Regions from separate parts of the Homo sapiens genome. Here all the other regions are linked to region 1. The links are chromatin contacts, found by Hi-C in ENCODE. All regions are on one chromosome and are shown on one strand. The core of a region is the stretch at or near the end of the contact, and the rest is flanking DNA. Distances in the headings are between cores, read along the strand shown. Region 1 holds the start of ADAMTS17 (ADAM metallopeptidase with thrombospondin type 1 motif 17). Region 2 overlaps CHSY1 (chondroitin sulfate synthase 1). Region 3 holds the start of MEF2A (myocyte enhancer factor 2A).

Region 1 (4,990 bases), core at 1,058-3,557:
CATTCCCCGCCCCAGGTCCACATTAGCTCCTTCCTACCAGGCCCCCTCCAAGGGTCTATATCACTTTCCTTGTTTCACCAAAGTTGCCTATTTTTCCCAGCTGAGCAAAAGTCTATCATACCCTAATCAGAACTCAGAAAATTCCTGAAAGGAGAGCCAGACTGATCTAGGAAACTACACACAGAGATACCCGCAGGACTGGGAAGAAAGAGAGGTCTCACATAAGACCTTGCACCCCCAGCCTTCTAGCTTCGTAGATTCTCGAGGACTCGCCACAGACTCTGTGAGTAAGGGCTGGAGAATTCTAGATGGTGGCACAAGAAAAGGTGGAGGTGTGGGGAGCAGTTTCTTGTGCCTGGGAAGGACAGACACAAACTAATATCAGAAACTGCCTCCCCAGAGGCCAGTCATGACAGAAGACAGAGAACCCCTGCGGTTCATGCTCTGGGTCCATACCAAGCTTCGCTGGGGGCAGCCCATCTGCCGGCCATGTGTGCGGCTTTCGGGGCACGATGGAGAAGCTGAGTGCTCGTCTGGGCGCCAGTGTAGCCACATGATCAAGTGTGCGCGCAGGCAGGGCAAGTGCACACAAGAACCCCCCCTCCCCCTGGGAGCACCTGTTCCGGGTGCCTCAAATGCAACAGGCCAGGAACTTCGGGGCAGGGAAGTTACTGCCACAGCAAGGGAGCTCCTGGGGGCAGGAATAGGGTTTATCACCAATGTAAACACCCCTCAGGCCTGGTTGGGGGTGGGCACCAGATAAATGCCTACTAATAGTATAAGGAAGCAAAGACAAACACCCTTTCTCTCCTGTTTCTTACGTTTCAGCTAGGAAGAGTGGGGTGAGCCGTGGCCTGTCTGGGTACCTCTCCAAACTTCCTGTTCCAGGTACAGAGAGAAGACTCAAAAGGAAGGGAGGTGAATGCCCACTCCCCCACCTCCAAGTCCAAGAACATAACACCTACACGTACACAGGTACTCCCGTGACATACACTTTGACACGGCGGTGCAGATGCAGTGTTCTCTACATTGGGGCCAAGGCGCCTCTGTCCAGGGCCCTGACAGTTTCATCCCTGCCAGATCTGCGCTCCCTAGAGCGGGCGGCGTATACCCCACGCAACCCCAGCTCCGCGCGGGTTCCACGGGCTGCAGAGGCGCTGGACTGGGATGCTGCCCCTCCCACCCCCTTTGCCTATAGAGGGTACCGAAGGCCGGGGTGGGGGATGGGGAGAGGTGGAAAGGCAGGGGGTTCCCTCCGGTTCCCCTGGAGGCTGGACTTCCAGCAGAGGCGCCCCACCCCCACCCTCCACGGCGACCACTCTGCGTCGCAACAGACCGGACGGGCCGACCCGGAGGTGGCGCGGGCAGTACCAGGCCGCCGGCGGCGCCGCAGGCGCTGAGCGAGACGAGGGAGCCGGGGTGGCCGAGCACACGGCCCGAGTAGAAGCACAGCTCGGCGGGGCGGCCGCGGCGCCGGGCCGCGCCCGCCTCCTCCACCTCGAAGCCTCGGGACAGGAAGCGCAGGTCGCGGCGCAGCTGAAGGTACAGGTCGCGCCCGAAGGCCGGCAGGTGCAGCAGCAGGGCGCGCTCTCCGGGCCGGGCGCGCGGGGCGGCTGGGGGCGTGCGGGGGCGTCGCCGCCGTCGGGGCCCGGGGGCTGCGGGCAGCGGCGGCAGGTGCACGTCGTCGGGGCGCACCCGCCACGGGAGCACCACCTCCACGTCGGCCGCCGCGTCGCCGACAGCTGCGGGGAGAGAGGAGACGCGTCAGCGCGGCGGGGCCCGCCCGGACGCCCGCCCTCCCGCTGGCCGCCAGCCGCGCCAGCGCGGGGACAGCGCGACCCGGAGCCGGCGCTGCCTTCCCTTCCCTCGCCCGGCACCTCCACGCTGGCCCGCGCCACCCGGGGAGGGTCTCCGGCGCAGCCGCGCGAGCACCTCCCGGAACGGCGCCGCGCATCGGCGAGCGGAGACCCGGCGGCGGCGCGCCTGCCACGGAGCCACCCGATTCCCGTACTCCGGCCGCGGCCCGCGCCTCCTCCGCTCGGGCGCCGTCAGCGGTCCCGCCGCCGCCCCCGGGCCGCCAGGACGCCGCGAGAACGCAGAGGGAAGGTAGCCGCAGGACGCGGGGTGAAGAGGGCTGTGGGAGGGGGCGCTACCTGTGCCCGGGTCCAGTCCCCAAACCAGCAGCAGCAGCACGGGCAGGACGAGCGGAGGCAGCAGGGCGCCGTCACACATGGTACCCGGGACCGGCAGCCCCCCCGGACCGTGGCGGCGAAGCAGGAGCGCGCTAGGCGGCGGCGCCAGCCGGAGTGAAGCCCTCCAGCCTTTGGAAAAAGTAATTAGCGCTGCGGACAAACCCAACGTGGTAAACCCCAAGCCCCGCCTTCCCCTCGGAAGGCGGGAGGGGATTGGGCCCTCGCTTTCCTCCGCCCCGCCTCCTCCTTCCCTACTGGTTGGGATGGGTCGAAACCACAGTGCGTAGTTAGGTTGTCAGCGCTTTCTTACACGTGGTTTCTGGGCAGTGGCGGGGACACGGCACCAGGTGGCGCGCGGGAGCCGACCGGAGCCGTGGGACCCTGGAAGAGCTGGAGGATGCGGGGCTGGTCTTCAGAGCTTGTCCTCATTTTGGAACTCTCTCAGCCTGCTGCCCAGTTTCCCGGGAAGGTAGGGCGGAAATCGCCCCGGCCAAGCGGTTTCATCCAAAACTGCATATAATCTTTACATCTGAAGTTAGGTTTTAGTTGTTTGTGGCCGCAAAGACTCCCAGTCCACTTTCCCGCACACCTGAGTTAGCACCTGAAGGCTATATCCGCGGCGTTTATCCAAACTCTTCACACCTCCTGTCTTCTTTAATCCCACAGGAGCCAGTGCAACACGCATGCTCACACCCTCTTACAGACTGAAAAACTGAGGAAGAGAGAGAGCTTAAGGAAAAACGCTGAAGTTACCCAGAGAGTTCCTGTTGGAGCAGAGGCTAGAATTTGTGATCCTGATTTCTGGCTTGGTGCTTCTTATTAACAGCAGGATCCCCCCGCCCCGAGGGAAGCAGGACTCAGTGTTACAGGTTAGGAAACGGAGGCACAAAGTCCCAAAGCCTAGCCTTGAACGTGAGTCTCCCAGAAACAGAATGAGTTGATCCTTTCCTGCCACAATATAACTGAGGTCTGCAGGGAAGGTGACTCCATTAGCTTGCTGAATAGCATCTTGTAGAGGCTCATGCCTGTAATCCCAGCACTTTGGGAGGCCAAGGCGGGCGGGTCACGAAGTCAGGGGTTCCAGACTAGCCTGGCCAATATGGTGAAACCCTGTCTCTACTAAAAATACAAAAATTAGCCAGGCGTGATGGCGCACACCTGTAGTCCCAGCTACTCGGGAGGCTAAGGCAGAAGAATCGCTTGAACCCGGGGGGTGGAGGTTGCAGTGAGCCGAGATTGTGCCACTGCACTCCAGCCTGGGCAACAGAGCAAGACTCCATCTCAAAAAAACAAAACAAAACCAAACAAAACAAAAAAAACAATTAAGTGTAACCATAACCAATCTCAGGTTTCCCGTCCCTTCCCTGTCCTGCTCTTTTCCATTTTATCATAGCAGAAAGGTTATAGTTCCCCGCTGGATGCTGCTTGAAGCCTCGGAATCTAAATTCATCACAGGATTACATATCATCTGAAGGAATCTATAACACTGGCCACCTTCCCCGAAATATAATGAACCCCAAGGCTGAACAGTGACCCTCCACAGAGGCTTGCCACAAAAGGGGCTGCCCTCACTGCTTGGCACCTACAGTTCTGGGGGCATCTGCACAGGTCCTGCTCTTGGCCAGGCCTGGGGCTGTGTTTCTCCCCCTTGCCTCTGTCCAGGTCAACAACCTCAGATGACTGACAGCTCAGTAGCATTTTCTGGCAGCACAAGAAACCTTGGTGATTGAGGTGATGGACACCTCATTTACCCTGATGGGATTATTACTCATTGTATGGCCATATCAAAAAATTTCATGTATATACATTTTGTAAACATATACACCTACTACGTACTCACAAAATATTAATTTTTTTAAAGATATCACAGTAAGTTTCTTAGTGAATCTTTTTGTCAAAAAGAGCCATTTCTAAGGCCTGCCACTGAAAACCATGGAGTATGGGCCACACCACCTCACAAGCGCAAGTCAGCCTGAAGTAGCCATCACCAACCTATCAAGAACCTATCCAAGATGCTCAAATGCTAAAATTAGTCCATAGGGACATGAAAACTAAAACAGAAAGATACTATTTTATCTCCCAACTAACCAAAATTAAAGAGCTTAGAAAAATCAAGAATTAGAGAGGACACTCTCCTACCTAGGGGTGGAGAGTATAAATTGGCACAGCCACTCTGAGGAACAATTGGGCAAACTGTAAAATTAAAGTTTTACTTTTTAGTTTTAATAAAACTAAAAATGCACACATTCTACAACTCTGTAATTCCACGCTGGTTAATTACTCCAGAGAAACTCTGGCACATGTACAAGAATGTTTGTTCACCAGGGCACCTTATTAAGAGCAAAAAATTGCAAAAACCTGAATGTTCATCGTTACATAAACGGCTACTTGAACACCATTAATTAAAGGAAATACAAAAATCTCATATATGTAACAACATGGACAGATCTCCAAGATCAGTTATCGAATTTTTTAAAAAATCAAGTTGCAGAATGAGGCACACCGAAAAAAAAATGTGTATAAACACACAGACACACATGACATGATCTGCATGGATTCAGATAAGTGTACATAAAATCCAAGAGGAAAGTCTGGAATAATACAAGCCAAACTTTGTTAAGGTTTATTGTTCTTTTTGTATTAATTGCATGCTGAGGAAAGGTACTACAAAAGGAAAATGAACACCTGGGACCCCAATTCACTCTGCCAAAGGAAAAAAATCAAGCTGAAAGCTGAGTCAAGCAATCAGCTGCCTTTTCTTCTGTTCCTAAGCAGACAGCGACAGATAAAAGGTTCAA
Region 2 (4,990 bases), core at 1,440-3,939, 870 kb after region 1:
TGACATCAATTTATTATAACCAATAATTTCCAGTGCCTCCCAGTCACTAAATTGCCACCACACACACATGATTCAGAGGAAAGAAACTAGAACCAGCATACTCTTCAGTTGTTTAAGAAAAAGCCTGGTCTTTATATTTCCCCATTTATATAAACAAGCTAGTAATCAATTGACATAGACTCCACAATGTTTCCTGATAACTAGAGAAAACACACAGGTCTACCAGATGTTTATAGCTACTTGTGAAAAGACACATACCCAAACCTGAAGAGTACTGTGATCACAAAACTGAGCTTGATTTTTCTACTAACGACTATTAGTATTAGCAGCCTGACATTTAAACACACAAACCCATACATGCTTATTCTGCTCTAAGTGAAGAATTTTAATTTTGAAGATTGTTGGCCGGGCGTGGTGGCTCACACCTGTAATCCCAGTACTTTGGGAGGCTGAGGTGGGTGGATCACGAGATCAGGAGATCGAGACCATCCTGGATAAAACGGTGAAACCCCGTCTCTACTAAAAATACAAAAAATTAGCTGGGCGTGGTGGTGGGCGCCCGTAGTCCCAGCTACTCAGGGGGGCTGAGGCAGGAGAATGGCGTGAACCCAGGAGGCGGAGCTTGCAGTGAGCCGAGATAGCGCCACTACACTCCAGCCTGGGCGAAAGAGAGAGACTCCGTCTCAAAAAAAAAAAAAGAAGATTGTTTATTAATTTGCTCTACCCCATGATCCTGGTATGGTAGTGTTTTCTATTTCAAGTTCCTATAGACAGTAATACGCTCCATCACTAAGGCAGCAGGATTCCAGGACATTTGATTTTTGATATATGCTTCATAACGTTTGCAATACTAAATGAGAAGTTTAATTTCAAACTCCAATCTCTGTCTGCTCTCCTTTCTCTCCCCGGGTGAGCCTCTGAGGCGAGAGGTTTGATTCAGGAGATAAGACTAGGGCTGCACAGGCATGGTGTGCCTCGTGCGCCACGGAGTGAAACTAGACAGACAAGGGAAAACCCACCAGGTCTCGAGTCGGCAGGAGAACCAACGACCAGGTATTTGTTTCTAAAGACTCATATGATCCACTGAAGAGAACCACTGAGTCAGAGGCAGGGGTGGAGGTCGCAGTGAGGGAGGACATGGCACACTACCCACAGGCAGGGGTAGCAGCTCCCACTGTGGGGTTAGTCATCAGCTGGGGCTCTGAAGGCGGTGACGTGCTAAGTGACAGATCACCACCAAGATCCGTTTCCCATGAAAACACTTTGGAAAGAAGCTTTTATGTGGGCTCACTTTATACAAATAACACTTCAGAAAATAAACGAACACTCATTAAATTATGCACCAAAAGAAAGTAAACTGTGGAAGCTAGAAGAGACAGCAGTGTTAGATATTAATTAATAGGCTACAGAGAAGAAGAAATACATTTATCATCTGTGAGAAAACATGTAGGTTTGTCATTTTATTTTCCCTACACAGAAGCAGCCATAATGGCAGAGAGAGTGAACAAATATTCCCAGGGTTTTGGGGCACAGCCTAAAATAGTCCTCCAAAAAATACCAAATTTCTTTTCTCATTTTTAATCATAAAAATTCACACTAATTTGCAATGATACTCTAGGACACCCATGTTTATCTCATAAAAAAAGTCTCTCTCCCAGACCTCAGGTAAAATTAATGTTCTAGGAACGTATGCCACGCATTTCCACTGGCTATCCAGTACCACTCTCGCGTGTCAGCACATTCCAAAATTAGTTTAATTTAAAAGAAACAAGACCAAACAAAACAAAGCCAAAAGGAAACAAACAAAACCTAAAAGGGGAAAAATCCTACTAAGATAACTGAAACAAATATTGTCTAATATATTTCTCAGAAAGGGTCTACTCTTGACAAATGTTTTTTATATTAACACAGCATTTGCAGTCAAAAGAAAAATAAGCCACTCACTATCCAAAATGGGAATAAAAGTCTTTTCTTCTATACCTCATTTTTGGAAATAAAAAGTCTTTGGCTGAAAGCAAAGGAAAGAGTTACGTCCACATAACCCTTCAGAATGGGAAGAATCAGCGTCACCAAGTCTTCACTTCGCCAACTAACAACAGTATTTTAAAAATTGTTCATTCTGATTTTTAGAACCAACTCATGATGCTGGCTATCTGTGAACAACAATACCTTCTAGTATGTTATATAATATTTCATTTCAATGTTAACAGGATATTTTTCTTAAATTTCCAGGTGCCTCTCTCATATGCTCTGTATCTGTTAATTCATCAAACACTCAAGTGCCTCATATGTTAACCTCTAAATGGAATACAGAAATAATTAAGACAAGACCCAATCTACTAGAAAAAAAAAGTTGAATATTTGGCACAAATAAACACTCAAAGAAAATAGATCTTCCAGAATATACTATCCAAGCAAATATTCAGTCTTGCTAAATTTACCAACAGGTTTTTAAAATCCTCTGAGAATGAGGGCTGCGTTGCCATGTGACACAGGTAGTACCTGGAATCTAGTAACTAAAATTGAAAAGCTTATTTCAAGATGGAGTTAGGCTTCTTGCCCCTGCCCCACCCGTTGTCCTGAAGTAAAAAGCCACTAGTGGGGTCAAGCAAGATAGGGTCCCCAGATGGGGTGAGGGTGGGCTGGTGCAGTGGCCCAGCCTTGGGGCGTCAGGTAGGCCGCCAACCCTTGAGTTGAGTCACATAGGGAAGGCACCGGGAAGGAGGCATTGCAACAGAGGATTGCTCACTTACAGCGGAAACTGATGCAGTAAGTAAATGTGGCTGAGGCCAATGAGCAGCTAGATTTCTCAACTGTCAAATAAAGCAATTACAAATACAGAAAGGGAGAGAAGAGGAAGAACCCTTTGGGGTTGAAATGGGATTTGGAGTATCAGGGGGAACCCAAGGACACACACACACATGCACATTTTCCCCTGGTCAGCCCACTGCTCAGGAGTGGGCCAGCCAACACCCACAGCAACGAGCACACCCACAGTCTAGATCTTGGCTTCTAAATGTTTTCCACTAAAAAGAACCAGAGACTCTTCGAGAGATGGCAGACTGCAAGGCTAGGGCAGGGAAAAAATAACAGCCTGAAACATCTTAGTATGCCAGAAAGAAATTGCTCAAACAGTTATAGGGGCATATCAAAAAGATACAGAAGGCCAGTCATGGTGCCTCATGCCTGGAATCCCAGCACTTTGGGAACCCAAGGCGGGTGGATCATTTGAGGTCAGGAGTTCGAGACCAGCCTGACCAACATGGTGAAACCCCGTCTCTACTAAAAATACAAAAATTAGCCAGGTATGGTGGCGGACGCCTGTAATACCAACTACTCGGGAGGTAGAGGCATGAGAATTGCTTGAACCCAGGAGGCGGAGGTTGCAGTGAACCGAGATCGTGCCACTGCACTCCAGCCTGGGTGACAGAGCAAGGCTCCATCTCAAAAAAAAAAAAAAAAGAGATACAGAAGCCTGCAACAAACAGCAGCCACTGGACACGTCTAAGGTGATGTAAACATGGAAATGTATAATAATGGTAAGAGATTATAACTCATTAAATAAAATAGGAATACAAGAGTGTATACTCATACAAGCACACACATAAGTAAATGGGAAAAGGAACAAGCTTTTCCTTACTTTCAACTAATAAAAGTAGAAAGAATAACTGGATTAGAAAATCACCATTTAGCAACCATCACACTATTCATTTATTCTGCCAAGAAACATCAATTAATGCTAAAACTATTGGGGGTGGGAGTTTGATGAGGAACAGGATATTTACAGTCTCTCCACAATGACACTCACTAAATATAAAAAGACAGAGAGTAACTTTACAGTGGAGAAACCTGGCCAGGTTTTCCTAATCACTCTACCTTAGTTAAATGACCAAAGTTAATACTACCAATAACAGAGCAAACCAAAATCACAAACTGTTAGGATACAAAGAGAACACAGCAACGCTTCTGTAGTATCTGCACACTTGAACCTAATCATGAGAAAATAAATGCAAACTGATAAACATTCCACTGGTCTGTAAGCTCCAGAAGTGTCAAGGTCATAAAAATCAAGAAAAGGATGGAGACCTGTTTCAGACTGAAAGTGACTAAGGACATAATGCCAGTGTTCGTAAAATGCCATCCGTTTTAATAAAACTTCAACTTATACATAGACTTACGTAAGAAGAATAAAGCGATATATACCTGTATGCCGTGAAGCTTTTTGTTTTAAGGAAAAAGGGTTAAGTAAAAACCTTTATCACTGAGCTTCAGAGACTGGAAATTGTGATATGAATTCAATATTCCATGGGAAAAAAAAACCTGCTAAACAAAAATAACAAATAGCAGGATCAGTTGCTATGCAACAATAAGAAATGTTTGCATGAAGTCAGCAGAGGAGGAGAAAGGGCAGTAAAAATGAATCTTTCTATATTTTCTATGTTTAATTCTCAGGGCAGGTTATAAATAGTGAATCAGAAACTGTTCCAACAGACAGGTATTTTCTTAGAAGATACATAGTGGCATTCTTCAGTTTCTTAGTGTGGAAGATGTGAGGACAACACTATAAGCTAAAAAGAAATCTACTGGCATGTGACTGATCTGTACTGAATGACAACTGAAATGGCAAGTTCAACACAGAAAGTATACAAAAAGTATACAAGTGCCTTAAATTTTGTAATGAAGACTCTTTGAGGTTACTACAAGTTAGTGTCGTTAAAATACTGAGTAAGTTTCTTAAAGCACTTGTCTTCAACTCTTAGTCCGTTATTTCTCTTCCTGCCTACTGATTAACCTTGGTAAAACTTTCTGAATGTTTCTAGGAAAAAGCATGGAAAAGAAAAAAACAAAGTTCAAAAACAAGATCTGTAACCTTGGAATATGATTTGATTATAATCACTCACTAAACAGATTAGCCAGTACCTTTTATTGTCAGATTTTAAAAATACTTGGCCACAGGGAGTTAGTAAGGCCTATTATAGCCACAATTCTG
Region 3 (4,990 bases), core at 721-3,220, 780 kb before region 1:
AGGGTGGGAGCCGGAGTGGAGCAATAAGGGTGAAAACATCTTTTGGAACAGTCTGTTTTCATTGCCTCTTCTTCCAGGGTGACAGCAGGTGGCAAGGAGAGGGCCACTGATCACTGTGCCCCCACTCCAGACCCTAAGTTTTAAAGGATAAGTATTAAACTCTTCTCGTCCTCTTGGAGCAGAAGAGCCAAATCCAGCCGGCTCTGCAGCTTCTGGCAGGTTAAAAAGCATGCATTTCCACATGACTTGCTGATTTACACCACATTTTGACATGTTTTAAAAACCTCCCTGCAGTTCCTTTTGCTGGCTCCCCTGAACACTGGTGTTGTGGAGCTCTGAGCAGAGCTCCAGGTTTATTTTCTGGCGTCTGCTGTCTATGTGCCGCCTTTGTTTTGGGCTCTCCCCAGCACATTGCCCCGTTGTCCTTGAGGGAGGAAGCCAGCCAGTCTCTGGCTTCCTTTGTAACTTCCCAGTTCCTCCACTCACAGCCTCTGCTCATCTGCTCACCCACCCCAACCACTTTGTTTTAAGTGCTGCGGGATTGAATTTCTCATCTTCAAATGCAAACAACCATTTGGCTTCGTGTCCATTACACAGGCACCTCTGGGGGCACATGCAGGCACTGTGGCCCCGAAAAACTCTTCAGAGGTGAGCGGCTTTCAGGATGAGAGGGCCAACAATGGCTCATCTCCTAAAGACCTCGATAAACATAATCAGTAGCCCCAGAAAACACAACAGCTGTCCCAAGCCTATCCCCTTTGCACCTATCTCAGAAAAGGCAACATGCAGAGTGGTCAGGAGTTCAAGTCCTCAGGGCCCTACTCTGAAGCTGTGACCCTGACAGGTCACTTTAGCGCTCAGCTTCCCTTTCCTCATCTGTAAAATGGGAATAGAAACTGAATCTGCTTCATGGGGCCTTGTAAGTATTACATAAGCTGTCATATGCAAAATGTCCATCACATAGTTCACCGCCCCAGGCATCCTAGAAACTATTAAGTCACGATAAGGAGGTTGCTACTGTCCTGGGACCTGGGGAGCTCGGCTGTCCAGTCCGAAAGGGCCTTCTCGCCCTCGAGACCCCTTCAAGTCCCTTTCTCTCCGGGCCCGGGTCCCAGAGTCCCCTTGTGCTTGCTCCTGAGGGTGACCTGCCCGTGCCCCGGGGCGAGCACAGGTGCGGCCCTGGCCACAATGCGGGCGTGGCGAGCCGACACCCGGGGAGGCCAAGGGCGCCTCGAGGGAGGGAGGGAGGAGGCTGACCCGGGCGTCCCGAAGGACCCGCCCGGCCCCGGACTCCGGGCGGCAGCCGGCCTCGCGCCCCGCCCCCGCCCCGGGAGCCCCGCCCAGTCCCGTCGCGCCGCGCCGCCCCACCGCCCGGGTTGGCTGCCCTGGAGGCCACGCGCGGCGATTTGCCACGCGCCGCGTCACCGGGCCGCTCCCGGCCTGGGCTCCCGGGGGCTGGTCAGGGAGGTGGCGGCGGCTGAGCGGCGGAGCGGGGGCGGCAGGGCGCGACGCCGCCGGGCCGCCCCGCCCTGGGAGGCGCCCGGGCCCTCATCAAGTGACCAGTATCCCTTCCAGGGGAACACGGTCCTTCAGAGGAAAGCGAGCTCCAACCCGCGGCCCCGGCGCCAAGCCGCCGTCATCTTCTTCCTGTGCCAGGTGATCGTCTCCTCACCCACCCGGAAAAACATAGTCCGCCCCCACGTCCTTGTGGAATAGCGCCCGCTTCCAAGCACCGTGACTCTCTTTGCCCTACCCTTGTCTTTCCCATTCCAATTACTCTAGAACCCACCGAGAGGATAATTCAGTCCTGAAAAGAAACTGATGGGGAGAAGCGAGGAAGGGAACCCAGGAGGGAGGGGAGGCAGGGCTGCGGAGGGACACCGAGGCGGCGGAGGTAGTGCGCACGCGCAGCACAGAACGAGTTCCGGTCTGGCCGAGGCTTGTCTCCTAAAAATAGCCCCGGTGTGGGGATCCGTGCGCGGATGTCCCGGCGAGTCCCGGGCTGAAAGAGGCGGCTCCGGGCGGCGCGAAGCGCTGGTGGCGGGCCCGGGCTGCGGCGTGTGCGCGCCCGCCAGCTGCTCCGGAGATACGGTGAGGGCCGCGGGCAGCGGGGCTCAGTCCGCGACGCCGGTAGTGCTGGAGGGGGGCGGCGTCTCGCTTAGGGGACCGAGTAGGGGTTGGGGTGGAGGTGCTGGGGCGGGGGACGGCGCGGCCGAGAGGGTCGCCCGGGGGGCTCCGGGGACCCCTGGACGAGGCCGTGTCCGGCTTGGAGGGGGCCAGGGTCGCGTTCGCGCATTGGCGGGGCGGGTAGGGTGCTGGGAGGCGGGTAGGGTGCTGGGAGGCGGCGAGGGGTGGTCGGGTCGGGGTCGGCGCTGAGGAGCTAGGCGCCCGGGGAGGTGGGGGCGGGGTGCCCTGAGGGCGGGCCGGTGGGGCTGGATGGGGCTCGGCTGGGCGGGCCGAGGGGAGCTCAGTCGCGCGGGCTGGTGGCGAGCAGCCTCCCCGGGCGCGCACCCCTTGGGGCCGGGGGGCGGTGGTGGACGTCGCCTCCTTGAAAGTTGAAGGAGTTCTCGGGAGACCCCGGAGAAGGTGCGCTCTGAGGGCCCTTTCCTTCCCCTTTTCCCTCCAAGCCCGGGGGTCTCCCCGAAGGGATTAGCCCCAAGTGCGGGGGGCCTTCTGCCCTGTTGGACTTGAAGAAGTTCCCCCACTTCTGCTTTGGGAGAAGATTGGTCTAACGGGGTGGAACGCTTAGGTACGAATTCTGTGAGTGTGTAGATGTCAGTGGCGGGGTCGGTGTTTGGGGCGGACACCTGCGGTTGCGGACGCCCGATCGTGCGGGGAGACGTCGCGGGGACAGAGGGGCTGCACAGGGAACCGCTGGCTGAACCCCTGCCATCCGGCTAGATCCCAGCTCGCAGAAAATATTTTTTGTGTTAGAAACTTTGCTTTTTGGCTCGATTTCATGCCTTTGAGCTGTGAGGGTTAAAGTAAGTGAGATAGTGCAAACAAGTTTGGAAAAGGTGAGCAATCCTGAATAAGAAAACAGTTTTTCTTTAAAAGTGTAACTATAGAATTGTTGCTCACATCCGAAATAGATTCCGGAGCTGTGAAGCGAGCCTCCTGTTATGGTCCAGCAGGGAACCGTGTGTAGCTTGAATATAACATAGTGTTAACCTGCGTTTTAGTTTACAGTGAGATTGGGATTCCAATAAATGCCCTATTAGAAAGGCCTGCTGTGATGTGTTAACAATAGCATATGTATTTTTAAACAAACATTGTCTTAACATTTTTTCGGGTTTTTAGCACAGTATGTTTCCCATGTGTCTTGTATCATCTATTACTATATGAAGAGGAGGTTCTCTAAAGCTGTAATTAGGTGTACATTACCCAAGAGTACTTTCCCTTTAAGAATCCAGCTGTGTTGTTTTGGCAACTGCTAAGTACTCTAGTTGTCAGTTTTAGAATCTGTGTTACCTTGGCAGTTCTTGAACAGTCTGTGGAAAAGGTAAACAAAATAGTTCTTTTTTAAACATACAAAAATGACATTTCTTTTAATATGAATTTAGGAAGTGAGGATAAAAATGACTGCATTGTGCCTTTATGGCTTTTGTATGTACTGTGTGTGTGTGTGTGTGTGTGTGTGTGTGTGTGTGTATTTTTGGAGAGCTCAGTCTCCATTTCTTTTTCTGTAAATTACAACTTTTGTTTTAGGGAATCAAGAGTTTTCACTAAAGCAGATGCTGATTTAGATTAGTTTATATTAAATGTCATAAACACACACCTGTATATCATAAAACATTAAGATCAGTATTTGTTATATATGGTGACACATTGACAATAGAATCACCTTTATTTTAATTCTCAGTGAGCATTGTTGCAAAAAGTTGTGATAATGGTGTTACAATAATCAAAAGTACTCTGAAGAGCTAAAACTGGTGATTTGAATGTTTGTAGACTCTAGATTAACAGTTTTGTTGAAGAGTGTGGTTCCAGTAGCTACTTAGTGAAAACAGTGACTGTGAAGTAATGGTGACCTCTCTAAACGCAATTATTTGCTTACCTATTTCCTTTAATTCACACTATGGTTATATATAAAATTGTGGTTTGATTTCATATTAGAACAAAAGTGTTAAAATTACACTTTACTTGCCTTCAAAAGTTTTTTAAAAAATTAAATTCTGGGGGGTGTTCAGTGGAAGGAAAATAGCTTATTGACACCCAGAAATAATTGTAATGTCACCATGTTGAATTATGGTTTGAGAATAATTTCCTTCTGTATTCTTAGAGTTTGTTTTCATATGGGTATGTGTGACAAGGATTTTTTTTTGTAAATGCAGTTGGAAATAATCTCTTAAAAAGGTTGAGTTGTTTCAAATGGTGATGTTATGTTTTTCAAAGCAATTTCGTTACAATTTGCCTTTTCCATCATGCATTGTGGGTTAATATTAATTTTATTAATATTCCAGCAATAGCAGTGTCATCCATTAATTGGCTACCAAAAAGAGGAATATTGAATTATATTCTGAGGGTGGTTAAGAAATTATGGAAATGTTTATTAGAATATGATTTTGGAGTTTGAAATAGTCTAGCTAAATCTTTTCAGTAGATTTGTGTTCTGATTTAGGAGGAAGAAGCCATGAACAAATTTGTTACTGAAAAATAGCATGCTTGTCAGTTTGGAAAACCATCTTTTTTCCTCCCTTTGCTGCTTTTAGTCTGGCAAGAAGAATGTAGTGTAATATACGATGATGATGGGCCTGGATTTGGGGGCATTTCTAATTTCACATATTCTGTGTTGTCATCAGACCATACCCCGGTTACTCATGGTACATATGAATGTTTCAAAGTCTAGCTGAAGTTTTCTTTTATGCGATGACACTATGAGAAAACCATTTGTGGACCAAAAATGATCACTATTTCTTTTTTCTAGATAAGAAAGAAAATCTGTGGATTCTTAGTAAATGGAGAAGTGAGTGCCTTCTCTCCTAATGTT

The links. Hi-C counts contacts between places; a loop is a spot of excess contacts on that map. Pooled maps may share reads with other maps.
Region 2: a pooled map shows a loop between it and region 1 (2.8-fold over the local background). The contact joins the enhancer-like site here to the promoter of ADAMTS17 in region 1. A Hi-C loop is called at or near these places in 5 of 50 pooled maps.
Region 3: a map of CD4-positive, alpha-beta T cell shows a loop between it and region 1 (6-fold over the local background). The contact joins the promoter of MEF2A here to the promoter of ADAMTS17 in region 1. A Hi-C loop is called at or near these places in 5 of 168 maps with a recorded cell type or tissue (CD4-positive, alpha-beta T cell, CD4-positive, alpha-beta memory T cell, CD8-positive, alpha-beta T cell and 2 more) and 13 of 50 pooled maps.

Annotation. Positions count from the first base shown.
Region 1 is chr15:100,339,668-100,344,657 of GRCh38, forward strand. ADAMTS17 (ADAM metallopeptidase with thrombospondin type 1 motif 17) reads right to left here and starts at 2,308. Exons shown (of 22, transcript NM_139057.4): 1 at 2,154-2,308; 2 at 1,372-1,742. The coding sequence starts at 2,232. SPATA41 (spermatogenesis associated 41) reads right to left here. Exons shown (of 2, transcript NR_028139.1): 2 at 4,790-4,990. RefSeq lists an enhancer at 642-1,160.
Region 2 is chr15:101,205,267-101,210,256 of GRCh38, forward strand. All of the region lies in intron 2 of CHSY1 (chondroitin sulfate synthase 1), which reads right to left. Among named protein-coding and RNA genes, the nearest start is that of CHSY1, 44 kb to the right of the region's middle. RefSeq lists a silencer at 463-628. Within about 2 kb of position 2,690, at least 9 of the 41 ENCODE cell types and tissues checked have a DNase peak (open chromatin) inside an H3K27ac peak, as active enhancers do.
Region 3 is chr15:99,564,014-99,569,003 of GRCh38, forward strand. MEF2A (myocyte enhancer factor 2A) reads left to right here and starts at 1,971. Exons shown (of 12, transcript NM_001319206.4): 1 at 1,971-2,091. RefSeq lists silencers at 1,142-1,581, 2,422-2,471 and enhancers at 1,293-2,268, 2,269-3,242.